Linked DNA regions of Mus musculus: all the other regions are linked to region 5. A link is a loop called in an ENCODE intact Hi-C map of the cell type or tissue named here. Cell type or tissue: left cerebral cortex. All regions are shown on one strand.

Region 1 (4,000 bases), 61 kb before region 5:
TTGGTTTAGGAAAAGAATTGCTAGCTTCTAATTGGAAGAGAAAGGAGGAGGAAGGAAGGACTGAGGTAGGAGGGAAGGAGGGAGGAGAGAGCTCAGCTGGGGGGGAGACGAGGCTGTATGGGAGCTCTCCTGGGGCCTGAATCTTAGCAGAGCTTTTCATTCTCTCCTATAATTCCAGGAATGAAATAGACATGGCAGTTATAAAGAAGTTTTGCAAATTTGCACTCCAAAAAGGACCACGGCCAAAGCTTTTCTGGCTAACCGCATGTAACTGGTTCAATAAATGAGTTTGACTCCATCAGGGGTGAAGGAAAGCGACTCTGCTCTTTCTAGTTGCTTTGCTTTCAGACCCTTAACGGGTCCTTCTCTGCTCTGATATAAACTCTCTGGAAAAGCCCCCAGCTCTGCTGCCTCTGCTCAGATATCTGCCAGCCCAGTACCATTGACAATCAAAAGGTTACACTCTCGTTTGATTCAAAGATGGTCCCCAAGCCTCGCTCCCCTGCCATCTGTCCTCAGAACTGAATTAAGCTTGCAAGCCTAAACATGGGAAATATTGAAGGGGGGTGGTGGCACAAGAGGACGCTCCTCTTTCCAGCTCCACTACCTTCTAAATTTTTGCCTGCCATTCGTAGCTTTCTTGTAGTCCAATGGGAGTGTGTGTGGCATTAAAACAAGAACATAAAATTAAAAATTTAAAAGTCTCTACGATGCATCTTAAGAATTATAAAGTAATACTGTCAGTATCTTCAACGTTTCTTTTATGCTTGATGCCCCTTTCCTTCTTTTCTGGGTAACTAAGACATTAAAACTTGTTTAATCATTCCTTACTTCTAATTTTTAAAATTATTTATGTGTACCACTATGCATTTGTTACCCCGTTCTGCCTGGCTTGCAGTGTATGTATGTGGGATTATGTGTAACTTGTTCACGGTGTTAGTTCTTCAACCGTTGATACACTAAAGTATAATTCATTCAGCTTTGCTACTCCATAGTATTTAGCACTGTGAGTAGACCACGTTTAGGTACCCGCTCAACTGATGGTGAACACTTAAACTGTTCAGTTGTCTCTTTATGAACAACACTGCTATAAAACAATTCTATGCATGGGTCTTGCTGTGTGTATGGACAAGTCCTAGAGTAAAAACCTAAGTGGGGAGATTTAGTAAATCAAGATAGATTTTTCAGTTAGAAGGAATAAGTAGGAGAGCTGTTCTACATGATGGTAGCTACAGTTCATAATAAATTGTATATTTGAAGATTAGTGAGATTTCTAAATGTTCCAGCTACAAAAAAAATTTAATTGATGAGACATTGCATATTCCACATCTCCTAGACCATCCTTTCTACAGTGAGTCAAAGTAAACTGTTCAACATCAATACACACAGGGTTTGCTTATCTACCATAGATAGACAAATAGTAACAGTGATCGAAAGGAGCTCCTGAAGCAAAGAGACAGAAGCTACAGTGCCCTCAGAGTGTGCATTCGATGGTGACAATGATGGTTTCCTTGCTGAAACTGATTCAGTGGGAAGAGCACACGCTATTTTGGGCTCTAGAATGTTACTTATTATCTATTATTCCAGGAAGGCATTCAAGAAACTTCCCCCAGGTTTCTTGGCTTCTATGGGCTGGAAGGATAGATATTTATCAAAGATGGCAGACGTTTGCCAAGGGATGCTGTTGAAGAGGAACTGAATTGGTGCTAGACAAGAGAAACCAAATGACATCAAGGATATCTCTGTTTACAGTGCGGTATTGTGTGTGTGTGTGTGTGTGTGTGTGTGTATACTGAGCCCAGAGCTCCTATATTCTACCACTGAGCTGTACGTTCAGTGCCTGCTCTGTCCCTATTTATGGATAGCCATGTGATACCAGACAAACTAGGTTTCTTTCTGAGTTTCAGTTTCATGTTCAAAAGTGTGGGTTTGATGACCTTTGGGTCATTTGAGCTCTGACAACAGTCTGATTCAGTGACTTCAGAAGCACTCCTGGAAACAACAGTTTTGCATGCCCCCTTGTGGTGGCCTCTAGCACTGCAATTAGAGAAGCAAGCTTTAGAATGGTGGTTACTGACTCAAAAATTTCCCTGAGCTATAAATACATTTAACAATTAAAATTAAACAATATAAAAACCAAAGATATTTTGAAGTTATAGTTGTTCTTAAAAATACGTTTAAACTAAAAGTTTCTGTTTCACATAAGTATGTTTTGAATAATTGTGTTTTTTAGTAATACAGTTATTATTTTGCATTAACTTTTTTGTAAATACTTTTTTTGTGTGATACTGGGGATCAAACTGGTGTTTTGTACTATGTGGCGCATTTCCTTGCATATTCTTGGCAGAGCTCTACCACTGCAATACACCCTTTACTCTCCTTTTCTAAGGCAAATTTATTGTTAATAAAATATAAAACCATATAAGTACATACTGGTACATGAAACCATACACGTTGTATGCATTATGGGGAACTCTGTGATGTTTCAATATATGTATATATTGTAAAATGTTTAGCTCAACTTAAACATGACTCCTCAAATATTTACAATTTTATAGTAAAACACTCAGAAATCATTTCTTATACCTTTTTGAAGTATGCAGCAATATTTTCTTTCTACAGTAACCCTACTACAACAGCACACCAGTACTTCTTACTCTAGTTATACCTTGGTACCTACTGACCGAGTTTCATCATCTCCCTTCTCCCCTCTCATCTCTAGCAATCACCATTCCATTCTTGTCAGTCTGTGAGGTATGTGGGTGTATGTGTGGTGTGAGTGTGGTATGTGTGTGTGGTATGTGATGTGTGATGTGTGATGTGTGTGGTATATGTGTGTATGGTATGTGTGTGTGTGGTGTATGTATGGTATGTGTGTGATGTGTGTGTGTGTATGTATGGTGTGTATGTGATGTGTGTTGTGTGTGTAGTGTGTGTGTGTATGGTATGTGTGTGTGTGGTCTGTATATGGTATGTGTGTGATGTGTGTGTGTGTAGTGTGTGATGTGTGTGTGTATGGTGTGTGTGTAGTGTGTGATGTGTGTGTGTATTTTGTGTGTGTGTATGGTGTGTGTGTGTGTGGTATGTGTGTATGGTGTGTGGGGGGAAGAGGGGTGTAGATGGCTAAGGTCAACATCAGATGTTATTGCTTTCTTTAGTTGCTCTCTACCTCTTTTTTTTTTTTTTTTTTTTTTTTTTTTTTTTTTTTTTGAGACAAGGTTTCTCAGTAAGGGGAAGCAGTTAAGATGGCCAGCCATTCAGCTTCAGGGACTCACCTGTCTCAGTCCACCCAAGGCTCAGATTACAGGGGCATGCCACCAACCCCACCTTTCACTGCTTTCACCAGGGTTCTGGGAATCAAGCTCAGGTTCTCAACTTCCAAGTCGGGCTCTTGGTAGACTGAACTATTTCCCCAGCCTGTGGTCAACCTTTTTTATTCACATATAGGTAAAATGATGTAATGTAGTATTAGTCTTTGTGTGCTTGCTGTATTTCACTGCACATAATGATCTCTAACCTCATTGACGATGACAAGATTCGATCTTTTCTTCAGAGACTAGTCCACAGAACCACATTTTCTATATCATCAGCTGACAAACACTTTGGTTGTTTCCATTTCCTGGCCATTGTGATGACCGTACAGTAAAAAAGACTACACAGATGTGTCCTTAGTGTATTGAGTCACGTCTGTCAGATGCGTGTCCAGCTAGAGCATTGCTCGAGCATTTGCTATGTCTTATTTAGTTGTGTGTGTGTGTGTGTGTGTGTGTGTGTGTGTGTGTGTGTGTGTGTGTGTACTCTCCTGCATATACGTATATGTACCATATGTGGACCTGGTGCTTACAGAGGCTAGAAGAAGGTGGAATGAGAGTTATGTATGATAGTGGGCTGTCTTGTGGGTGCTGGGAACAGAACCCAGGTCCTCTGGAAAAACAGTAAGTGCTCTTAACTGCTGGGCTACCTCTCCAGACCCCTATGTATTTCTTTTATTTGTAATTTT
Region 2 (4,000 bases), 92 kb before region 5:
TCTCCCTGCAGAATTTGGATAAATTAATGACACTGCCTCCTAAGTTTATTTGCTGTTGTTCACTTGGATATATATTTAGAGCTGATTGCTTGGGATTACATGGCCTCTCAGGAGCTTACTGTCTGGATAAAACTGACTCTTCTCTCAGCAACCATTAACTGTCTAGAGGTGGGCCTTGAGAAATACACCCTATATATGTTGGCATGTTGAGTGGTCTTGTTATTTTTTTAAGTATAAAAATTTCTTGCCGGGCATGGTGGCACACGTCTTTAATCTCAGCACTCGGGAGGCAGAGGCAGGCGGATTTCTGAGTTCGAGGCCAGCCTGGTCTACAAAGTGAGTTCCAGGACAGCCAGGGCTATACAGAGAAACCCTGTCTCGATAAACCAAAAATTCTTAACAATATTTATGAGTTCATATTAACCTTCTCCCATACCTCTTCACTACCTAGTTAGGTTTCCATCCATCCATCCATCCATCCATCCATCCATCCATCTGTCCATTCACCTATTCAGTCAATAAACAAATATTTAATATCTTGTGTTTACAAGATTCTATTCTGGATAAATAGTCTCTGTAAAGATGTTTTGGGGGGCTGGTGAGATGGTTTAGTGGTTAAGAGTACCGACTGTTCTTCCAAAGGTCCTGAGTTCAAATCCCAGCAACCACATGGTGGCTCACAACCATCCATAAGGAAATCTGATGCCCTCTTCTGGAGTGTCTAAAGACAGCTACAGTGTACTCATGAAAGAACCTAGTGGGGAAAACCCCACTCAATTCCCGATTTGGCGTGCACCCAAGAATCACGAACAGAACAGAACTCCTTGATGTAAAAACACGAGGTAGTTTAATGACGGAGCTCTGGGTCGATAAGTATCTCACACAGGATTTGACCACGAGGCTTGGAAGCTAGGGGTTTTTATAAAAAAGGGGCTGGGGCTGAGGGAGGAAATGGCGAGGTTTCACATGATTGGTCCATTTAAACATCAGCAGAACATTTAACTTAGTTCATAAGGGCTGGAGATAGGGAGGTGCTGGGCCAGTCCAGACATGTCATTCTCTTTATCTTTATAGCCAAGCAGCCTCAGGAATGTCTTAACAAGGGACTGCCTGGGCATGTCCTGGCCTGTTCTGTTATGTTCTCAGCCCCAGGTTTCAAAGTTCACAAACAACTTTTTGGGCTATTTGACATAAATTACATGAATCACAGGTCTCAAGTTTTATTTTCTTTCACTCACATATAATAAATAGATAAATCTTTAAAATAAAGATGTTTGGGGAGCAGGGGAAGGGAGGGGAAACTAGGAAAGGGAATAACATTTGAAATGTAAATAAAGAAAATATCTAATAAAAAAATCAAAATGTGTCACCTTTCAAGAGATGAAGATGAAGGTAATGAATGATGAAACAGAATAAACAGCTGCATAGAAAATTGTCCAAAATTCAGGACCAGAAAATTATAAGTAAGCAAGAATTGAAATCTTTTCATGAAGGACAAGGGTTTAATTTGAAGAAGCCTCTTTTCAAAAGAAAACACGAAAGGGGGCTAGTAGAAAAGTAAATCCACCGTGTAGGAAGAGAATTCCCATGAGTATCAGAATTTAATGCTTAGTTTCTAAATTTTTCTGGTTGTATTTTGCCTTGCTTTATATCATAGTCTTACAATTTCTTCTGTAAAAAGTTCCACTCAGAGCATTTTTTAGGGTGATGCTAACCAGATGGCTTTTTCTAATCTTCCACAGGGGGAAAATGCAAAGCAGGACTTGAAGCCAGCATTGCCACCTACAAGTGAGGACTGTGAAAGGGAAAAAGACTGAAACTCCAGTCATCTGGATATTTGTCCAAGCTGCCAGAAAACTAAGAATAGACCTGTAGAACGGGGCTTCTGGTTTATACAAAATAGAAATGTGTTTAAAATAAAATAAGAAAAGAAAAAGAACTTCAAAGCCTTGGCATTATTTGAAAACATGAAGTCTGTTTGCCTATGTATTTTATCTTTGTTTCAGCTTGTCATTCTACTCACTACCTGGGTCTTTGCACAAGTTCCCTTTCTTTCTGGTATGTGTCTGTGTGTGTGTGCGCGCGCCCTCATTTGTGAGCCGGAGAGAGGGAGCATGCATGTGCCGCAGCATGTGTGTTGGAATCATGGGACAACCTAGGGTATCAATCCTCATCTGCCACCTTGTTGGAGACACTCTTGCTGCATGTTACACATGCTGGGCTTATGCTTGCCAACTTCCAGGGGTTCTCCTGTCTCTACCTTCTGTCTCCCAGTAGAGGCAAAATTAAGTTTCCCTACTTGAATAAAGATGGTAGACTTGCCTCTTTGTTAGTTTGAGTAAATTATTAGTGCTGTTGAAAACTTAGTAAGGCTAAACATGAATACTTAGTGCTATTAAAACTTGTATAAAGACGCTATTATCAAATATTTAATAAAGTTTGTTAAGAATTGGATTAAAATCTAACCACTCAGCTGCCGGTCTATCTCATATTTTTTGGAGTTTGACCATGGTCAGTCTTAACCATTTGTGATGGTTTGTATATGCTTTGCGCTGGGAGTGGCACTATTAGGCAGTGTGACCTTGTTGGAATACGGGTATCACCATGAGCATGGGCTTTAAGACTACCCCCATCCCCATTATAGCTGCCTGAAAGTCAGTCTTCTTCTAGTGGTCTTAGATGAAGATGTAGACCTCTCAACTCCTCTTGCACCATGCCTGCCTTGCTTCTGCCTTGATAATAGACTGAACCTCTGAACCTGTAAACCAGCCCCAATTAAATGTTGTCCCTATAAGAGTTGCCTTGGCCATGGTATCTGTTCACAGCAATAAAACCCTAACTAAGACACCATTATTTAAAACTTTACCTTCTACCACTGACATCCATCAAAAAGTCAAACCAGGATTCATGTAAACTGCTCATATGCACCCGGCCAATGGGTGAGAAATATTCCCTGGTTCCTCTGAAATGTTCACCTGAATGGCTTGATTACTACTATAGCAGATGAGTCCTAAGTGGGATTTCAGCATTAACATTGATATGGTAGATACAGAACAAATATCTGCCAAATTGAACTTTTAAATTTTAGCTTCTTCAATTACATAATCCATTAGGTGGCTCTGAATTCTAAAAACAAAACAGAAGTAAAGCTCTTCATAACTAAGTCACATGATGGACTTCAGCCCTCTGTCTTGTTTCAGATAATGAGCATGAAAATTGGTCAAGTGCTTTTCCTCCCAAGGTCATCCAGGAAACTACTCCCTGGGGAAGGTGGGTGTGTGTAACTGGGGGAAGGGGAAGAATGGGGCAAAGTGTGACTGAGATGGTACCAGGCTGATGAGTAACCGCTACACTTACCAATCTATCCAAACACCAGCCAGCACTTTGCATCTGAGAAACAGTTTTAAAAAAAATTAATGAAAAGCACGGACCATGCAGACAAATAATGAAGAGAAGGCTTGCAAAATTGCAAAATCAGATAAGTTTTTGGTTGGTTGGCTAGTTGGTTTTTAATGTGTTCTGCCATCTGTAGAATGACATGCCTGAAACATTTAAGCGCTTCTGTGAACTTGTCAATTGTTCAAAACCATTTTGAAAAAAGACAGCATTTGAAATAAAGCTGAGTGTGTAATCTGGAAACTCCACGCCTAAATATACACCCTACAGAAATTCTCACCCAAGTGATGTTTCCCATCATGTTAATGACAGAATTGTTTCAAACAAACAAACAAACAAACTCTTAAGACCGGTGACACAAATACTCACAAGAAGCTGAGTGAAGGGCTGGAGACATAATTCCATGATGCTAGACTTGCTTGGTATGCACAGGTGCAGGGTTCACTTCCTAGGACCATCATCACCAAAACAAACAAACAAAACAGAATAAAGACTAATAAATAATGAGTTTGCTCATAAAAAGGAGGATAATACTTTTTGGAGTGATGTTGTGGTACATTGTGTGAAGATGTGTTTCTGTCTTTCCTTGCCTGTCCTGATATGG
Region 3 (4,000 bases), 230 kb before region 5:
GTGAATAACCCTTCATATTCCTGTAAGTCACCCAATAAAACTCATTGGTTCCCCAAGTTCGGTTTTGATGTTATCTATAATTTGGTCTGTCATGGCTCCCTATATGGGCCAAGTAGATATATGTGTGTGTTGTAACTCCCCAGGAAATATCTGGCGTATGGTCTTTTGTCAGAGTCACATAATACATCGTCACTGTTATATGGTAACAGGTCATTTTTGTCTCTAGAGATGGATTTAACCAACTTTATACTGTGCCCACAGTTACCTCCACAGAAACTTTTGTCTAAATTAACTTTACATTTCAAAAGATTTAGATTTTGTGGGTCAGTTGGTGGAACGTTTGCCTAGAATGGAGGAACCATGGGTTTGGTCCCCATGACCATGTTAACCAGGTGTATAGTGACTCCTTGAATCCTAGCACTTAGCCAATAGGCCTGGGAAGACCACAACCTCAAGGTCATCCTTAGCTACAAAGTGAATTGCAGGACAGTCTTGGATACATGAGACCCTGTCTTTAAGAAAAAAAAATAATCAACTTTAAAAAATAATTGTTAAGTCTTAGCAACAGTGAGATATTCTACCATATTTTTCCTCATTATAACTGGGCTCCTGCGTTTTGCAATGGGTTGTTGATACTGCCACATGCTCATCTAATTTCCCAAGCATGTGGGTCTGTCTTCAACAAGCAACACCGAATGCCAGCACTCCCCGCACTGATTGACTCATCAGGATATACAACCTCAAGCTGCCTGCTCTTAGGCCTCATCAGAAGTTCTGAGCAGAGAGATCTGCACAAAAGTTTAGCTTGGGAGGTCTGCCATCTGTTCTCCACGCTAAGCAGTGTCACGTCTATCTCCCATTACTAGGTGCCACTGGATGGCTATACCATACCTAGACCCACACCTTGAGGATTGCGAACTCTGAATCTACAAACCTGATACTCAGTGTTGTGTGTGCATGAAACTTACTGTGGAGGACACTGGCCTATGTACAGCTCACCTCCCCTCTACGGAGCAGAGCACACCACACTGTCTCTCAGACTTCAGCACAGTTAAACCTCCATCTCTCTGAAACGTTCGGATGACACTGCCTTCATGAAGATGAGCATCGCTTACTTGCTCCTGTTATTTTGAGCCCTCAAAGTCTAATCTGAATCTCAGTATCAATGCTCGTGTTGACCATTGTGATATCTGAATGCTCTCCCCTGATACCAATTTCCAGATTGTTCCTTTCCTCTAACATAGTAGTATGTGGTTGTTGAAGGATTTTGTTATCATTCCTGTAAGTGGCTAAAAAATGCTTTGTGGAAGTATAATATCTTAATGTGTATATATTTATTTATATACAATTTAATTTATATATTTTTATATACAATTGTCACGTGTATAGGACCTTAATTTACAGTAAGATGCAGAAATATATGCCAGCATCTGTAGCTCTGCAGCAATCTTACCATTTATTTCTTGATCATCCTGAGGCTCCTCTACACAGTATACCTGGAATGAGTCCACAACATCCTCCTTGTTCACGCTCCAGTACACTGCAATTGTTGTGCTGGTAGCAGAGCTTGGTTCCTGGGGTTCTAGTCTGGGAGGCTGTGGAACTGGAAGGAAACACAATTCACTATGACTAATGCTATTTTACTGACTGTTGTGTTTAAAACATGTTCAATGTGTTGTTAAAAAAAAAAAACCAACAATACAGAAATCTATGGGATAAAAGTAGGAAGGTTCCCCACTGCAACCTGCAGCCTAACTCCATTCCTTTGATACAGCCACTATTAGAGTGGAGTGTGAGGAGCGTGCGCGTCCCTCCATTGTTTCCCCTGCATTTCTGTAAGAGCATAAGCAACACAAATAGAAATGAACAAAAGTGCGCCCCCAGCTGGGGTCACTGCATAACTACTCTGTAGTTTTATACTTAGAGAAATAAACTTACACTGACTAATTGACTATGCAATAACTTGGCTTTGGATATGCTTTTTAGATAAGAAAATGATATACTGTTCTATATTGGCACAGTTTATAACAATAAAAAACAGTGAATCTTTTTCAGATATAGGATCTTCAAGTGAAGGAAACATAGTAAATATTAGACTAGAATGTTTAAAGCTGCAATCCATCTTTTTTTTAACATAATAGTCCTACAATTGTTTTAATTAGATGTAAAAATAGAAAAGAGTAGAAGTGACCTCTTGATTAAATGCCATGTAAATTGTAGATGCCTGATGTAATCCATGGTTCTGAATTTTAAAGACAACAATATCCTCAAGTGTTTTACTGGAGATTCTTGAAACTTATAATCATGTGTATTGAACACTAGTGCTGCATAAAATGCAATTATCTTCCTGCACTTATTAAACAAGATCATTGCACATATTTTACACATCAGAGAAAAAGATTATTCTCATAGTTAAAAAGACATCATGCTTTTAAAATTTGTGTGTTTGTGTGTGTGTGTGTGTGTGTGTCTTCCCCATCCAACAAGTTCATGAGAGATAAGCATACAGGAATAATGTAGGCCGAATTTATAAGTTGACACTCAGGGAAAAGAAAAAAAAAGTTAGTTCATCAATAAGGTCAAAAATGAAAAACAAAATAAATGAATTTGAAAAATGGAATAAAAAGACCAATTGAAATGATTCAATAAAGATAAAGAAGTGAGGAGTGATGCAGTTATAAAAAACGGGAGCAAACGAGGAGAATGGTGAAGTTCATAGGCCAGAACAGAAGCTGGCTTCTAAACGAGAGGCACCCCTCCCCCTCTCTGCATCACATAGCCTCAGGGTTATGTCCTAGGCTTGTTAAACGAAGCAAGATAATGTAGATCGAGTGTTTGAACTGTGTCCGCTAGAAGCAGCATCTGGGGTGGCAAGACAGCCGTGGCAGGAGGAACAAACAGTAGAGAAGAGAGCAAAGAACTCCTAATCGTGAAGGCTGAACTGGAGTCTGAGTACCTGGCAGGCAGGTCATAGAGGCCATAGAGACAGGACACACTGAGCAGACACCTGCCTGCCTCCTGCCTGCCTCCGCCTTTCCCTGAAGACTGACAGCTGTATCTTCTAACAGAGAACCTAAGAGTGGTTCTCAATGCTACAGCCTTTAATACAGTTCCTGTTGTGGTGACACCCAACCATGAAATTATTCCGTTCCTATTTCATAACTGTAATGTTGCTACTGTGATGAACTGCAATGTAAATGTCTGATATGCAGGATATCTGACAGCCCCAAGGGGTCACAACCCACAGATTGAGAGCTACTGCTCTGAAGGTGTTCGTCCACAGAGAGGATCCAGCAGATTGTTGTGTGGCCCAGGTCTATAGAACAGCCAAACAAAGCACTTCAACTATTATTAGTCTTTGAAGCAGCATGGAGAGCTTCCTGGAGCATGAATAATGTGAATGATCTTCCCAGTATAAATTATACACAGGACTGGAGCTAACCTTGCAAAAAATGGCAACATCGTTCTATATCCTTTCTCTCTAGCACAACTTCACAAACTTAAAAACTGATTGTCAACCCCCCACCTACCACCTAACTTTAAGGTAGAGCCGCTGCAGGGAACTAAGCATAACATGCAGGCTAGAAGTGATTTTGTTTCCCATCCAAAGAGTTAAAGTTAAAATATCCTTTTCTTCAAACAGGAGATACTGTTACTCTTAAACATGCTCCAAAGGGGAATAAGAACATCACATAGACATAATCTAATAATCATGGCTACATTTATAATTCATATTTGGCAGAATGCTGGGACCTAGATCTTATATGTTAGCAACTCTGCTTAAACTTTTACAGGGGTAAACTTAAATAAGTGTGATGTCAAAAAATACAAATGGAATCTTGGGGCTTCTTTGCCAGAAGCTCGGGTGCAGGAAGAGGAAGCTGTGGAGCCCCCCTGACTGGCAGGATGCACCCATAGAACATTTTCACACTCAGGGAGCTACACAGTAATCAGCTGAGATTCCATTACCTGGGGCCAAATATATATTCCACTCAACCTC
Region 4 (4,000 bases), 550 kb before region 5:
AGGCCAAGCTCCCACCTTTAGGCAGGGTTTTCAGAGTTAGGAGAGGAACGCTGGGTTTGTTATCTGGGCCACATTCTGGAGCCCTTGTGACAGCCAATCAGGAACCACCTGGAGTTTCTTGCAACACCAGTCTAAAATGTTGCCCCTTGTAGTGGTTTGATCTAATGCTGCTTGTATTCTAATGCTAATTTGGGGGCCTCTCAGACTGGTTATCCCTGAGTGACTCTGAACCCAGCTAATTGTGATTGGTAAATAAAGATGCCAACAGCCAATATCTGGGCAGAAGAGACATAGATGGGGTTGAGGTTTTGTGGGTTTGCGAAGAAAGGACCACAAGGAGGGTAGGAGGAGGAAGAAGTCATCATCAAATAAAAGGACACACGGGAGGAGAAAGGAGAGAGGCCATGGGATGAGAGACAGGAGAATGTGGTCCTGATGCTGCCCAACTGGAGCTAAGAGCAGCTCAGATGAAACACAGTCAGAAATAACTCAGTCCAACGCCTTAACCACTCGGCCATCCCAGTACTAATAACTCAGGTTTATCGTTAGGAAAGTGATTCTAACATCATGGAGGACAGGCAGCCGCCCAGCTCTATGCAGCTTAGGGTATATTGTAATTATAAAGTCTGTGAGTATGTCTTTCTTCCAGGAACTCAATAACCAAAGGCAGGGTAGAAGCCGTGGGCTGGGACTTTTAATATATATATATATATATATATACTTTACTACAGCCCCCCAACCCCCTCACTCTTTCCCAGAAAGTCCTTACACACAGGCTCACCACCTGGTAGATCTGAAGCCTGAGACAAAGGTCTAACATGTGCACAAAACCAGAATTATTGTCACCAGAATATTGCTAACTTTGGTGTCCCCTACAGGTGTCTACAGGTACAGTCTGCTGGGCTGGGCTGACACCTGAGACACTGCACTTGCTTGGCTAGGATGAGCCCACGTCAGTTCATATCTGCCTCGACGTACACGGTTCTTTACCGGTTTGTGCGTTGCTCTCTCTATGGCTCCCTTCCCCATTCCCAGTGGCAGGAGCAAAGAAGACCAGAGCTGTGCTGAGGGCCACTGGGAACCCAGCTCTAGCATGTGACTGGGCCATGTTCTATGTGATCTCATCCCAGGCCAGCTCAGGAAGTAGCCAGGCTAATCAGCTCCAGAGGACCCCCCTAGGGAAGTGTGCGTCCCTTCATGTGGCTATGGGGAGTCTAGAGCTGTGTGTGTCCCAGGCGTCCCTGGGCAAAGCATGCTTACTGTTGCTATCTTCCTGGGCTGGGTTGGGGACGAGCCTGCAGTTGTCTGGGCCAGGAGGCACCAGGTCTGGGATGCCATCGTTATCGTCATCGTCATCACATTCATCGCCGATCCCATCTTTGTCAGTGTCCAGCTGGGAGCTGTTAATGACTGTGGGGCAGTTGTCTGTGCTGTCCTGGTGGCCATCCCCGTCACTGCAGAGCAAAGATTAGTTTAGTAGGGGACAGAAGCCTCCGCTCCCAGGGGGGGGTCTGGGTGGGCTGTCCGCAGGCTGGGTTTCAGCAGACCCTATCAGGCCTTTCTCTGATAAAGCAGCTTCAGAAACAACTCCCTCACTTCCTCTGTGTCCCGAAAGAAGCCAGCCGCTTCCAGTTTGGGAAGATAAGTGTCTATTTCTATAATCTGTGACTCTGGGTGGCTGTCATCTCTAAGGACTGCTAGATGATACCTTGCTCCAAGGAGGTGTGAATGTGTAAGGCAAGAGGCATGGAGATGTGTGTGGGTCCTGGCTCAGGCACTGGCGAGCAGCAGCCTCAGGCATGATGCTGGACCAGAGAGGTACACATTCCTCATCTATAAGATAGCGATACAAACAAGGCCCACCTCAAAGGGCAGCTGATTCATTTGACTGATTCAACTATAAGGCCTGTATAAGCATCTTCTAAGCACCTGCTTCTAGTAGTTAATTCCCTTGATGTTTTCTGTTACATTGTTTTTCATGATTCCCATCTCGTGACCCTGTAAGGACTTGGACCTGAAGACGGCCACTCTTTGCCCAGAAGTGGGTGCACTGGTTTTAGCCCAGAGCTGACCCGAGTTACATCTCAGGAAACTTACTCTTGGTCCACCCGACCTTCTTCTTTCCAGGATGAAGGGCCAACTCTGGGGCACAACTGCTCTGTCTCTCAGAGCACCACCTGAGTCTTCTGGGACCTGGCTACTAGGGACCAGAGTGGATTCTCTTCTCACTCTGCCTCACTCAAGACCTTTCCTGGCCCAGAAGCTGTGTATACCCTCCAGGGAGGACACAGAGGGAAGCCCTCCTTTTCATACCAGAGGCAGAAGAGCCCCACAGAGCATGAGTTCAACAATGGAAGACTGTGGAAGCCGATTTTCTACACTTCTCCTAGCACAAGAGTGAGCTTGTTGGATCAGCACCATTTGCAGAGAGAGCCCTGTCACCTCTGAGGAGAAACAAGCAGTTCCTAGCCCCCTCCTAGTGAGGCTCAAGTTTATGGGAATTAAAATGTGGCAGAATGAGTCATTTGTTTTAGGCAAATATCTAGAGGCTGGCGGGATAGGCTATTTTAGACATTTCTATAGATGGTAACTGGAGTACATGCTGACCGGCCACTGGGACATTCTTGATACACACCACACATCATTAGGGTAGTTGTCAGAGCGCCAGTCCTACCTTATGCTCTGGGACACAGACAATGTCAGACTGCGTCACTGATAGTCTCTTCTGTGCTGTGGTACCAACAGCCACCATCTCCCACCCAAGGGATGGCCCTGTGCTGGAGCTTGCTCTGTATCAGTGTGAGTTTTCACCTAACCTGTGAGGTGTGGTCATTGTCTCTATTGCTCTGAGAGGCAATGAGCTTCTAAGGGATTGAGGAAATGCTTGCGTTCCCTTGACTGGGATGCACAAGGCAGTAATGGCAGCACAGAGAAGAGACCTGGCAGGAGCTGCCCTGAGCAACGCTGGGCGAACTGACTCTGCTGCAGTTCCTGGAAGAAGAGATGAGTGCTGTTCTGCTCTGCTTTTGGGGATCCGTACCCCTTCAGATGTGCCCTGACCACCTTTCCACGAAGCACCCAAAAGGAATGGGGATGAATGGGGCGAGGAGGGATGAGAGTGCAGACGCCTGGTGCTGAGGGTGCAGAGCCAAGCTTTTCTCCTTCAGCACCAGCTCCACCCTCCATCCCATTCTGGTTCCTTCCTGATGGTGCTGGTGATTGCACTCCTGACCTAGCGCGTGCTTGGTAAATGCTTTATCATTGAGATGGGTCCCCAGTTCTCCCTGGTCCTCATGGAGGGACTCCATGTTGGGCTAGAACGATCATCAGAACGCTTTCACACACGATAATTCCTCTCAATGAGACAGAAAAAGCATCAAGGACAATGAAAGACCGGCGATCCCCCAGCAAGCCCCTCTGTTAGGGGGTGATGGACTTTCCTGATATGATAGTAAAAACATCTAATGAGTGTAGAAACCACACAAGGCACATTTCCTGGGCTAACTCAATTTCATAACAGCCCATGAGCTATATATCTACAGCCACTCCCATTTTACAGGTAAGGAGACTGAGGCACAAAGAGATTAGATCATGAATGACATCTGGCTGTCTCATTCCAAACTCTCCTGCAAGGCTTCATGATCTGACCTCTCTTCTGAAAAATGGTGTAAGTGTTGGTTGGAGCTGACATCACTCTTCCTTACGTAGCACTTTCAGAGAGGTACAGTGGCCTGGAGCAAAGATGGACCCACTTCCTTCCTGGAACCCGATCCATCCACAGCCTGGACACACTGCCAGCACAAAGCTCTGACAATTCCCACTGTCCCCAGACTCCCACCTGTTTCCATGTGGCTGGGAGGCATGCCATACCTGTCTTGGTTGGTGTCACAGGAGTCCCCAACCAGATCGTTATCCACATCCGACTGCAAAGAGAGCAGAACGTGTTATTTACCACTGGGCCTGCATGTATGGACTGTTCCCAAGAAGGCAAGCCTGGCTT
Region 5 (4,000 bases):
GAGAGAGAGAGAGAGACCCTCCCTCCATCCATCAATAAGGTGGACAGCAATCAAGGAAGACTCCTCACGTTAAACCTGATTTCCATTCTATCGTGTACACATGTTCCAGCACATGCACACACACATGCATACACACATGTGGGAAAAAAAAGGAAAAAAAAAACTCCTCTCAGTCTTTTTAATATTTCAAATTTAAAGCAAGATCATAACTTTATAATGTTCAGGTAAATGATCAGGCAGTCTGATTAGTTATAAATTAGCCCTAACACTTTGCCAAACTCAAGCAAGAAAATGTCAATGGAAAAAAAAAGCAAAATTGTTGTTCCTTAATTAAAAAAATCATGTGTTAACATTAAAAACATGTATTAAAAACCACATATAGCAGGCAAGCAAGGGACATTCTTGTAACTGCATTGCTTAGGAGGGATTAGGGAAGAGAGCCCAGGTGTTCAAGATCTTAATCAAACAAGGCAAAACAAAACCCACCACTCCTGGCATGATCTATAGAATTTTAGCTGACTTTCTTTTGAACTGCATTGGCATTGATGTACTATTCTTCTAAGGACAATTTAATGATTTTGTAATAATATCATGTCCTGGATTTCTCGGGTCACTTCAGGTTTTGAATGAAGTGAGTTTCATGTTTCATGTCAAATGAGTTTAGTTTGTAAAATGTGGTCACTGACTCTTTGGAGTAACTGAAGTACTAATGGCCTTTAGCAGGGTGCAGCACTTCTATTTCTGAACCACAATTGTCAAGTTAAATGGAATAAAAGCAAAACTCATTCTGTGAGTCTAACCAATAAAAGGCCCTTAACAACACAGGGCCATTTTAAAACTTCATGACTTTAAAAACACAATTTCACATATGCAGCTATAAATTTATAGACGGCTAGTCATCCTTGCCACATTAAAAAAAATGAAAATATACTCGAGAGCTATTGTGCTTACAAGATTCAAAATAATCAGGAACCCAAACGTATGTTTGTGTTAATAAAGTAGGACTTTGTTTCCAGACTGTAATTCATATCCTTGGTAAGTCAGACCTAAGGTGATTCGTTGGCACTTGCGATGCTGTAGAAGGGTAATTATCTGAGGGAACTAAGTTTACTTTAATGAATTTGACTCATTATGCCTTGCAGAACCATGGCTATGCAGCGAACTGCAACATTTAGAACATTTGGAAATCTCATTCTGCTTTAATTACTATCCTTTGTAACAAGAGGTTTGCTCCTAACTCTACTCTTTTTTTTTTTTTTTTTTTTTTTTTTTAAGTTAAAACGCACGCCTTTAGGAGGGGAGAAAGCTTAAAAGTTGACTATGTTCAGAATGGTATTTAGGATTCCTAAAATTAACGGTGGTTTTCCCCGAGTCTACCAGCAGTGATCACTCTCCCTCCCACGATTCCCTGCAGGTTGGGATGTGAACAGCCCGGGGATGCTGCTGCAAACCCAGTGGGAGAGGGAGACAGGACTTTACCGGCGACACTTCGGCACTGTTGCTATGAGTGATTCATTCGCATATGGCACATTTGTGCCAAGGAAACCTCCTCCCGCCGCTTCCTTCTCCGAGCTCTCCTCAGACTGTCTCCGGCGCCTTGGCCTTTAAGGAGAAGCGAGAGAACCGGGAGCAGGTGGGCCCGGAGCAGCTCGCTCAGCCCGCCTCCCCCAGCTCTTTCCCTAATTTAGCAGTACTTCCGGCCGCGTGACATCATCCCCCGCACAAGCTGACGTGAGCGGAGGGTGACGTATGTGCGGAGAGGAGCGCGCTGACGTTGCTATTTAAAGGTCCTTCTGCGGGGAGGATGGAGACACAGCGCGAGCACCCGGCGTGCGGAGCGGACGAGGCCGTGGCGGCCCAGAGCCAGCGCAGGAGCCGAGCGCACTGCCCGTCCGCCGCCGGCCGCTAGGGGAGGGGAAGGAAAAAGGGACGGACCGACGGACCGGCCAGCTCATCCCCTCCGGTGTTGTTCCTCAGCGCCCCGGTCCGAGCCCGGGCCCCGCCTCCGCCGCGCCCCACCTCCTCCGCCGGCCTGCGGCGGCGGCAGCGCTCCGCCCCTCGAGCCGGGAGGGCCGCGCTCTCCGCCCCGCCCCGCCCCGCCCCGCCCCCTCTCCTGCTCCGCTGCCGTGCTCGTCTCACGCCGGCGGCGCGGACCGGGAAGCGGCGCCCTCGGCTGCGCTCGGTTCGGAGCCCGCTCCGTGGAGTCAGAGGCAGCGACGGGCGCCAGGCCGCCCGGGCCGACGGAGTCAGCCGCTGAGGGGAGTGTAAGGAGGCAGCGGCAGCCCCGGGAATGTGAGGCGGCGCGGAGCGGGAGAGACGAGCCGGGGTGGGGGCACGAGCCGCGGCTGCCGTGCCTCGGACGAGCCGCCAGCCTCTCGCCTCAGCGCGCGGCCGCCGGGAGCTTGGGGGCTGGGTGCAGGGGACCGCGCGGGGTTGGGTTCTCTGATTCATTCATTCTCCGCCGTCGGGAGCCCGAGGCCGCGGGTGCTGCGAGGAGAGGCGGGAAGAGGGGGCGGCCGCGAGCGGGGCTCCATTGTGCTCGGCGGGGGCCGGGAAGCCAAAGGAGGTGGGCTCGGGCCCCTGCGCTGCTCCCCGGCGGCTGCGCCCCCAGCTAGCTGCCAGCCTGGAAATGGCTCCGCTGCTGCTCCTCGGGAAAACGAATCGATCCTTCCCAGCCTTCTCTGCCTGCTCTCCACCTCCTCTCTGCTCCGAGTCTTAGGAGGACGAACATTCAAAGGACAGATTCCAATGTGGTGTGCCGTGCACATCGGGAGCGGCTGGGGTTTGCACTTCGAGATTTCTTCTATATAATTTTTTTTTTTAAACGTAAGGGAGGCAGTAGCATTGCTGCCTGTAGGATTTTTATTCAAGTGCACGTCGCGTTGGGTTGCACGCTCCACCCCCAGGGACCTGGTGTGGTGAAATTTGAACCCACCGCCTTAGCCCAAAAAGGCCGAGTAACCTGGCTGCCTGAGTGTCGTGGAAGACGTGAGCGAAATGACCAGCGAACTCATTTTTTATCAGACTTGCTGAAGCTGGCTTTTGCGTTTTTTCTACACGTACGCTTAATTTTGTGGAATAGTTAAGTGCTATATTCTCCGCGCAACCTTTTCAAATTCCAAATGTTTGAACATTTTGGTGTCAGCGCGAGTGAAATCATTTTACCGACAAGAACTAACTGAATTGTCTGCCTTGTTGAGTTGCCTCCGGAAAAGATCTCGGGGGTGGAAAAGCAACTGCAAAATAACAGACGGAGAAAATTCCTTGGAAGTTATTTCTGTAGCATAAGAGCAGAAACTTCAGAGCAAGTTTTCATTGGGCAAAATGGGGTAAGGATTTTGTGCTTATCACAGCTTTAAATCTGCTTATGCTTGTGTGGAGTTGAACGGTGGTGGTGACCATATTTTTAAATCCGATCCCTTGCAAAACGGGTACTACTTTAAATTAGAGATTTTATTTGCATTATTGTAGAGCGACACCAGAGGTCCTAATTAGAATGTGTAATGTTTGTAACTCAGTTATAGTTTTATTAATTATATATATATAAAGACAGTGCACTAGTCTACCCTGTACCTCTTAATTGATCAAACTGCTATATAGGTTACTAAAATTTTGCCATCTTAGGTTTGGTTGACGGTGTTGTTCAAAGAGAAGAGCTGCATTCTTCCAGTACTTTGTAGAAATAATCAGCTGTTACAAAGAGAGAATTGTAATGAGTAGTTAGACTCCAGTCCTTGAAACTGACCCTTTGTAAGTTGGTGCCCTGGCAGTGCCCTCTGTTTTATCCTTGAACATCCGAAACCAAATGTACAGCTTGGTTTATTGGGCATTAAACGAAAATCGCAGTGTTTCGATGTCCACGGTGTGGGTGCTGGAGAGACAAAGCTGTTGGTTGAAGGGACTTGTTCACTTTTTCTGTTTGCCTCAGACCTTTAGCTGGTGCCAGCGGTGTCAGATTTACATCTTCAGCATAGCCAAAAGCCGGTCTAGAGTGCATTTC
Region 6 (4,000 bases), 250 kb before region 5:
AGAGAACGGAAGGCTGTTTCTCAAGTGATCAAATAGGATCAATAACTTCCTGAAGATAGAATACAGAAGAATTTTTTAAAAATTGAGGCAGTCCCATGGGTGTGGATATGAATGCTCATAAAGATATATCTTTGTGCAGAAAAAGCAAACTGGTAGGAATACATGTAGGATTGCTGACATTTGTTAGGAAATTATAGATGCTTTTATGTGAAAGGTTCAGATTGACAGTCGCTACCTTTGGGGATGGGAATTGAGAGACAAAGAATAGATACAAAGAAAGTTAAGGTTTTCTATCTTCCTTTTTTTTTTTTGTCTTTTGAATTTGTACCATAAGCACATATAATGGGTCCAAAATTAAAGAATGAACTTTTAAGAGCAATAGTTCTAGGTAGTGAAGAATCCACGAGTCGACTGGCCGTGTTTACAGAACCTCGAACCACACGTGCACTTCAGCACTTTGAAGTAGGTTTTCTGGTCATTTGATAATCCAGTACCTTGACCATGAGGGGAGGGACACATGCTTACGATGACTTGAGAGGCTGACAATTGTGTGAAATAGCTCTTCTCTGTACTGCTGTGTCCTGGGGAGGGGGTGGCCTGTGTACAAACAGTATGGAGGAAGCCTGTGCCCCCACTCCTGGAAGCAGCCATGGGATGGTGCCATCACCATAGTGCACAGCAGATGGCTAAGTATGAACTGTTGTTTAAAAACACAGTTGGTTCTTACTGGATTCCTGTTGGCAGCACCAATATCCAGCCAGCCAGGCATTGCCACTCTCTGTGAACTGTGAACAGAGTGCATGCTGGCTCTGTAGGAGGAGTAAGAAAGGCAGCATTTCCCACCCTGCCTGGGCATCCAAACTGCTAAGTTTTGAAAATTCATTTTTAATCAATTATTTTGTTGGATAGAGTCTCACTCTGCAGTCCAAGCTGGCCTTGAATTCACTTGTAAGCTATGTTGGCCTCCATCTCCCGGTCTTCCTGCCTCAGCCTCTAGGATGCTGGGATTCCCAGCATGGGTCAACCTCACACAGCTTCTGAACTGGGTTCCCGAGGAGAGGCCCAGGCACCTGAATTTTGCAAGTATCCCAGCTGACTTTTATCGGATAGGGAGGGGAATGAAGGAAAAGGGAAACTGCATAACATAAACAATATTAAATATAAAATCAAGCCAGGATGGTGGCTCATGGCTGTAATCTCAGCACCCAGAAGACTGAGGCAGTAGGATTCCTGAAAATTCCAACCAGCTTTGGCTACAGAGTAAGACCATCTCTCAATACAACAACAACAAAAACAAAACACAAACACAAACACAAAAGACATTAGCATACATGCATTTGAAGCTGTGTATAAATCCTTAACTAGCCATAAATATAGAAAATTTATAAGGTGGGGCAAACTCAGTTAAACCAGAATTAAGAAGAAAATTCTTTATATCCTAATTTTCCACAGTTAAAAAGACTTGGTAAATAAAATTTTAACAGAACCATTTTTCTTTTGATAAATAAGGATATTATGAGACTCTGTGTTACTAAATATCACCATTATTTTATAACAGTGCAGAAAAACAACGCAGGCACTACACACTGACAACAACAGGGCTTGGGCTTTCCCATGGCTCAAATCTGTCAGAAAATCAATGTGAGCCAAAGAATCCAGGAGAAAGATCCTGGATCCTCCATCTTTACTCCCCAAAGCCTGAACAATAGACACTGTTTATATTTCCGACAGAGGCTCTCAGGACTCAGATAATATTAATTTCTCTGGATCCTCCGAGTTCTCCTTTACTGCCCCCCCCCCCCGGTCATCTATGTGGACAGTTACTTGAGGTCTCCTAGGCCAGTCTGCTGAGAACAGTGATTTAACACCTCTGCATTCAGACATTGTTTGAAAACGATTAATAGGTCTGTTTATGCATCTTTTGTAAAACTTGCTCTTAGAGACGACTATTGTCTTAAGAGCCCTTATATAAAAATCTCCATGAAAAATTCATCTCACAGCTGAATGTCATGGAACATAATTGTCTCTCTTGGTGAAATGTTGTGCTTCCTTTTAAAAGAGGAGTGAGTTATGTAATCTCTTTCCTCCTCTCTCTCAATCTCTCCCCCTCTCCTCTGTTTTCATTTAAGCTGACAGCAAGTTCAAATTTGGAGCTTATCTTCCACTGAGGTTCTGTTCTCAGCCTGATCTTTCTGACAGCCTTCTCCCCTTGCATTATTTGGCTCTTGTACCCACAGAGCTGTCTTAGGGGCTCTGTTGTGCCAGAGTCCTTTGCTGGGAATGCCCTTCAGGAAACAGACATAGCATAACTGAAGTGGAGAACAGGTTGTGTTCCCATTATTTGAGATTCTATGTACAACCAGGAGGATGTGAGGTATCAAATGGCCAGTCAAGTTGTAGTCTTTCAGGTAGAAAGACTTTGCTCAGAAAATGCTGAATGCCTGGGTTAAACGTGGCTCAGCCAATAAAGGCTAGGCTCATCACCGAAAATTTAAGGAAACGCTAAATGCCGAGAACACTGGGGGAAATCATCGCGTTACTCCTCTCCCAATGGCTTCTGCAAAGGGATCAGAAAAACAATTCCACATAAGCATAACCTATTACCTCTTAATTACTCAGTGAATTTGGGCTCAGCCTGTTAGTGATCCTCCTGGGACCCTGTAAAGCAAGTCTGGAGCAGTATTTGTCTCTTTTACCTACCGCTACAGAGAAGGTCAAAATACTTGCTGTTGCCTCATGGTCAGTCACCACCTATCTACCTGAAAGCTTAAGAAAGTTTTCAAAACGACAGAAACTGGGGTTCCTCCTGGTTGCTGGTAAGGATAGAGCAGCAGGGGTTCCGGCTGGAGCACCTGACTGTAAGTGGCAACTCTGTTCCTGCTCCAGTTGGAGGCAGCATACATAGTGGATTCACAGGCCCAGCACCCAAGCAGACCCTTCTAAGGATGCTCACCCTCAAAGGTGTGGCCCAGAGAGGACCTCCGGACACCACAGCCTAAGGTAGAGGCAGTGACAGGAAGCTCACTCCCAGCTAATTTGTGGAGTATTGCGTCTCTCAGATTTGTCATTCAGTGCACAACTTCTCTGCACGGCCCACACAGCTAATCCCTGTACTATATTTCTCTCAGTTTTCCTCCTCCACCCACACTTCTGCTGACTTCTCTCTGCAGAGGAGAGACAGAGCAGCTGAGGAAACAGCAGAGTGGTGAAAAAAAAAATTGAAAGTGTTTTGAGCCCACCCGACCTGGGGAAAGCATTCAAAGACAAACAGGAAGAAGCTGACTAGGAGACCCTCCATCTGGCACACAAGCCAGGGACCGTCATTCCCACCCACCTCCACACCTCCAGTCCCAACAGGGGTGACTAGCTGGGACCATACTTGGGTGCCCACATTTAAAAAAAATTTAGAAGAATTATGAAAAAGCTCCTTTGCTCTGCTATTTCAGACACTGTGTCGGGGCGCAGTAGGCCGGCTCATTCCATTCAACCCCCACCCCAACCCCAGAGAATCCAACCAGCACCAGCACCAGCACCAGCACCAGCACCAGCACCAGCACCAGCGCTGTTAGTCTTAAAGTAGAATATCTAAGAGGTCATCACACTGGGAGAAGGAACGCAAGTCCTCGGATGGATAATTTCATTCTGGCTGCTGAAATGAGAGTGGCCAGCCTTACCACAATCAGTGAGTCAGTGCCCTCCCTTCCTCCATGAGTACAAGAGTGTGTGCACATGCGTGGCCCTGGGTTTGGGCATGGGCGTGGGTATGCTTGTGCGCATACGTGGATATAGGTGCGGGCGTGGGCATGATTCTTTTCTCTCCTTTCTTCATTTCAATTCTTCTTCCTAAAGCATTCCAGAGTTTTAAAGGTTCTCCCTCACCAAGTATATAGGGTGAGAAAAAAAATGGAGATGTATATAGTTATTATTCCTTCTCTTTTGCTGCTGATTTCAGCTGGTTACATATGACTTGAAGTGGGCAAAGCCCAGAGGAGATTGACTC
Region 7 (4,000 bases), 300 kb before region 5:
AGAGGCTCCCCACACTTTAAGAAAGCATTTGTCTTGGAATAGGACTGGGACGGGGGTAGATGAATCTGAATGGATCTTCTGATTCTAAAGGTCTTAGATAGCACTTCCTGAAGGAAGAGTTCTGACTGAAACACCGTGTCTTGTCTCCTCCCCTCTCCTCTCCTCTCCTCCCCTTCCCCCCTTCCCATTTACTTTACTCTCCTCCCCTTCCCTCTCCTTCCCTCCCCTCCCCTATCTTCTCTCCTCCCCTCTCCTCTCTTTCCATCCCCTCCCTTTCCCTCCCTTCTCCTCTCCTCTCTTCCCCTCCCCTCCCTATCCTATCTTATTTTATCCTATCCTATCCTATCCTATCCTATCCTATCCCTTCCCCTCCTCTCTTCTCTTCCCTCCCCTCTCTTCTCCCCTCCCCTCTCTCTTTCTCTCCTCTCTTCCCCTCCCCTCTTGTCCCCTCTCCTCTCCTCTCTCCTCCTCTTCCCCCCCTCTTCTCCCTTCCTCTCTTCTCTCTCCTCTCCCTTCCCCCTCGTCTCTTCTCCTTTTCCCTTCCCTCCCCTCTCTTCTCCCCTCCTCTCCTCTCCTCTTCCCTCCCCTCTCTTCTATTTCCCTCCCCTCCCCCTCCCCTCCCCTCCCCTCTCCTCTCCCCTCCCCTTCCCCCCTCTTCTCCCCTCCTCTCTTCTCTCTCCTCTCCCTTCCCCCTCGTCTCTTCTCCTCTTCCCTTCCCTCCCCTCTCTTCTCCCCTCCTCTCTTCTCCTCTTCCCTCCCCTCTCTTCTATTTCCCTCCCCTCTCCCCCTCCTCTCCCCTCCCCTCCCCTCCCCTCCCCTCCCCTCCTCTCCTCTCTTCTCTTCTCTTCTCTTCTCTTCTCTTCTCTTCTCTTCTCTTCTCTTCTCTTCTCTTCTCTTCTCTTCCCTCACAGTTCCCCTACCTCTGCCTTCTCCCTCCCTCTTCTTCTCCCTCTCATCTTCCAGTTGAGGTGCACACCTTTCCCAGATCTCCACAAGTGGCTTGCCCACTGCACATTCATCATTAGATGTAGGAATGCTAAGTTGAAGCTTGCTCCCGAGGTCTGTCCAAGGTCTGGCTGCATGCAAAGCTCATGCCATGGTTCATCAAATATTTCTGGATAAGAAGAGGGCATCGATCGAATGAGCAGTTCATTCTGGTTTTATCACTGAAAGAACTGTGTCCCGGAGATTGAGCAAAACAAGCTAATCATCTGCCTTAACAAGGAGAGGAAGCAAATGGGGGAAAAGGGGAGACAGACATGAAGGACCAAGGAGGAAGTGAATTAAATGAAGCTGATGTGGCTTTGGGGCAGAAGCTCTGACTTGGTCAAAGTTGAGTGACAGATGAGTTATTGGGACCATGGGGAGATCTGACGAGCTCATCCCTATGTAGGAGCGAAGGGGCCGTGAGCCAGGCTTTATCTTGTCATAACTGAAGCCTGGAAATAGAATCATGGTATTGATCTGGAAAGCACCTGTGGAGAAGGTAGCCTTCGTTGGGTTCTACACTGGATCCTGAGTGTACAGAAGAAATAAGAACAGGTCTCGCCTCCTGGGACTTCAGAGGGAGCATGCTAAGGAAATGTGCCAACGCTGCCTGTGGTGGGCCTGCGGTGAAAGTCTGCACACACAGCTGGTAAACACAGTTGGTACCCAGGACTGACACACTCACTACGCAAGGAATCCTGAAAAACAAAGTGTTTCTCCTACACAACAAGCCTTCTAGCGGGTATCCCTGCATGTTGGAAAGAGACCTGTTGCCTTATGTGTTTCAAAGGAACATGTAGGCTTTCACTTAAATTAGACTTGATATCACGGGCAGGTGGACACGAGGGGCCACTGGATCAGCAGACACTGGTGGGAGGCCTGGAGAAGAGGAAGGCTTAGGAAATTTCCACTAAGCTCAGGCCAGATGGAGCAGATATCCCTCAGATAACAGCCCACTGGCTCCTTCCTGGGCCGCCCATTTTCTAATGCTCCCAGGGCCAGTGGCCAGGCAGCTGTCCCCTAGCCCACAGACATAGAGCAATAGGCCCGAGAAGTGGGTCATGGCCAAGTAAAAGTGGTGTTGATAACTTTGTGTCATAACCAACGAACTAGAGACCAGGTTAACATTGAGTGGACTACACCATTGATCTCTTGGTTGGTTTTGACCTTATCCATGAGTCCAACTTCCACAAGACTGGCATGGTATCTATTAGCTATTGACAAGTTTTCTTTCATAAATCGTAACAGCTTCCTTTTCCCCTATAGCACATGTAGGGAATGTATTATCTATGGAATAAAATATGTTTATGAGTGATTTTCAAACAAACAAACTTGCAGAAAGCCCCTTTCTCCACAGGCCAAAGGGAAACAGATACAAACTAAGCCTTCTCAATTAAATTAGCATGCCTAAATTAAACATTCCTTTTATCTATGTCGCCTTCCTTCTCTTCCTTGTTGTGGCCGGGGGTGGGTATGACAGTGAAGCAGGGCTTGTTTTCTTGCTTTCAAGAATCTGCAAGTAATTGGGGTTGAATCTTGTCACAGGGAAAAGCTTTAGAGCTCAGCTTAACAAGCAGACTCATAAAGGAAGCCTTCCCTGGACCATCTGCTTGCTGCAGGCCATGACAACAGATCCCTTAAACATAGCGAAGCTAGGGAGGAGGGGAGGTGGGTGTGAGGAAGGAGGTAGGGCGCTTTCACAGAGACGGGAGACGGGAGACGGTAGACGGGGCTTCCCGTTGAGACTTGAAGGATAAATAGGAGTGTGTGGCACACTTAAACATTAACAAAGGCTCATAAAACATGAACCAGGACCCATGGTGCAGATGAGTCGAGGAGAAACGAGCTTGGATCAGCACTGTGCTTTTAAGACAAGCAGAGAGGGACTGGGCATGATAGCCAAGTGAGATTTCCCTCCAGGGTCCAACTAGGGTTCATGTTCCAGTTGCTGCCCTTGAAGATACCAAGAGGTCCCATCTTCCCCATTAGCAGTAGAGATGGCTTTTTAAAAGGTGAGCTAATGGCTTGCAGAAAGCTTTTTATAACTCAGAGGTTAAAACAGGGAGGCTGCGGCTCCTTTCACAGTTAACCGGAGAGTTCTTGACCAGCACTCGTTCCCCAAGCTGGCTTGAGTTTGGGGTTCACTATACCCAGTTTCTTTACTGCTTTGTGCATCTTCCAAAGCTCTCCTTCCACTCTGAGCTGCTGGGCTCCTGCCTCTACAGCGACATTTTCTTCCCTTCCTCTCTCCCTTCCCGCCTTCTCAGCTGTCAGAACCTGACTCAGCCGGAGCTGTGTGGGAACAGCATGGAGTGAATCACCGAGCAGTGATTCTGAAGGGGACCTGATTACCCCCTAGTCCGCCAGGCACATCTTGTTCCTGCCTAGCTGACCATTTTCATGGAAGCTATTTTTTGTGTATGAGACCGTTACTCCTGGACTCCAGGCAGAGTATAAAAAGCAGAGCGATAGCTCATGGGGTAGTTGGTCAGAATCATATTTCCCAGGGCACTGACCGGGATTTTGACAAGACACAGCTGGCTGAGGGAGTATGCTGGAAAACTTAGCCCTGGGGTGAGGAAGAAGAGGAGGAGGGCCCTTTAAATAGCAGGTGGCTTCACTGTTTCTATAAATGAGATGGTACGTTTCCACTGAGCGCTGATTACAAAGATGGTCTTTTATTAGACAGCTGTACCAACCCATAGGCCAGCCCTTGAGGCTCTATCAGGGAAAATTTCCCTGCGGCTCATAAACATGCTTGGATGCACATCTCTGTTCAGTGCCAGGGCTGTTTGTTACTGATTTCTGCCTGTGGATTCTGCGCAGGCCACAAATGAGGGGCCTGTCAGGGATGGAGGGAGAGTCATGGGCCAGAGCCTTGTTTCAAACACTGCCAGACTTAGTTATCCTCTCCATTTGTGTATTTATCTTAGAGCAGGTTGTCCTCTAAGACACTGTTGAGACACTGAAGAGAAACACAAGTGCTCTGTCCTAAGAGAGAGAGAGGAGAGGG

Evidence for each region. Peaks named below come from ENCODE experiments on the same cell type or tissue, not always from the same donor. Only the 100,000 strongest peaks of a DNase experiment are listed, where the experiment ranks them.
Region 1: it touches region 5 in a loop (4-fold over the local background); 4 of 42 quality-filtered maps call a loop at or near these places.
Region 2: it touches region 5 in a loop (8-fold over the local background); 3 of 42 quality-filtered maps call a loop at or near these places.
Region 3: a loop joins it to region 5, with 4 times the contacts of the local background. A loop is called at or near these places in 2 of 42 quality-filtered maps.
Region 4: a loop joins it to region 5, with 6 times the contacts of the local background. A loop is called at or near these places in 6 of 42 quality-filtered maps.
Region 6: a loop joins it to region 5, with 15 times the contacts of the local background. A loop is called at or near these places in 4 of 42 quality-filtered maps.
Region 7: it touches region 5 in a loop (6-fold over the local background); 4 of 42 quality-filtered maps call a loop at or near these places.

What each region holds. Positions count from the first base shown.
Region 1 is chr13:93,241,352-93,245,351 of GRCm38, forward strand. No RefSeq gene overlaps it. Among named protein-coding and RNA genes, the nearest start is that of Gm41020, 45 kb to the left of the region's middle. In left cerebral cortex, a CTCF peak has its summit at 2,034 (motif pointing left); DNase peaks (open chromatin) are centred at 4 and 2,008.
Region 2 is chr13:93,210,145-93,214,144 of GRCm38, forward strand. No RefSeq gene overlaps it. Among named protein-coding and RNA genes, the nearest start is that of Gm41020, 13 kb to the left of the region's middle. In left cerebral cortex, no CTCF peak of the experiment used is centred here; a DNase peak (open chromatin) is centred at 1,794; H3K27ac peaks cover 1,248 bases.
Region 3 is chr13:93,067,826-93,071,825 of GRCm38, forward strand. It overlaps Cmya5 (cardiomyopathy associated 5), which reads right to left. Exons shown (of 13, transcript NM_023821.3): 7 at 1,454-1,603. It overlaps Gm31745 (a long non-coding RNA gene), which reads left to right. Exons shown (of 4, transcript XR_382755.4): 4 at 867-1,699. Among named protein-coding and RNA genes, the nearest start is that of Gm4814, 3.5 kb to the right of the region's middle. In left cerebral cortex, a CTCF peak has its summit at 1,881; DNase peaks (open chromatin) are centred at 749 and 1,816.
Region 4 is chr13:92,756,662-92,760,661 of GRCm38, forward strand. Thbs4 (thrombospondin 4) reads right to left here. Exons shown (of 22, transcript NM_011582.3): 15 at 3,871-3,923; 16 at 1,261-1,454. Among named protein-coding and RNA genes, the nearest start is that of Thbs4, 36 kb to the right of the region's middle. In left cerebral cortex, a CTCF peak has its summit at 2,491; DNase peaks (open chromatin) are centred at 1,398, 1,689 and 2,602; H3K27ac peaks cover 1,145 bases.
Region 5 is chr13:93,301,974-93,305,973 of GRCm38, forward strand. Homer1 (homer scaffolding protein 1) reads left to right here and starts at 1,784. Exons shown (of 10, transcript NM_147176.4): 1 at 1,784-3,329. The coding sequence starts at 3,325. In left cerebral cortex, CTCF peaks have their summits at 1,406 and 1,908; DNase peaks (open chromatin) are centred at 1,664, 2,439, 2,871, 3,197 and 1 more place; H3K4me3 peaks cover 3,255 bases; H3K27ac peaks cover 3,300 bases.
Region 6 is chr13:93,055,587-93,059,586 of GRCm38, forward strand. All of the region lies in intron 9 of Cmya5 (cardiomyopathy associated 5), which reads right to left. Gm31745 (a long non-coding RNA gene) reads left to right here and starts at 3,406. Exons shown (of 4, transcript XR_382755.4): 1 at 3,406-3,682. In left cerebral cortex, no CTCF peak of the experiment used is centred here; DNase peaks (open chromatin) are centred at 743, 2,156, 3,201, 3,700 and 1 more place; H3K27ac peaks cover 3,410 bases.
Region 7 is chr13:92,997,450-93,001,449 of GRCm38, forward strand. No RefSeq gene overlaps it. Among named protein-coding and RNA genes, the nearest start is that of Gm41019, 6.4 kb to the right of the region's middle. In left cerebral cortex, a CTCF peak has its summit at 2,418; DNase peaks (open chromatin) are centred at 2,604 and 3,376; H3K27ac peaks cover 3,255 bases.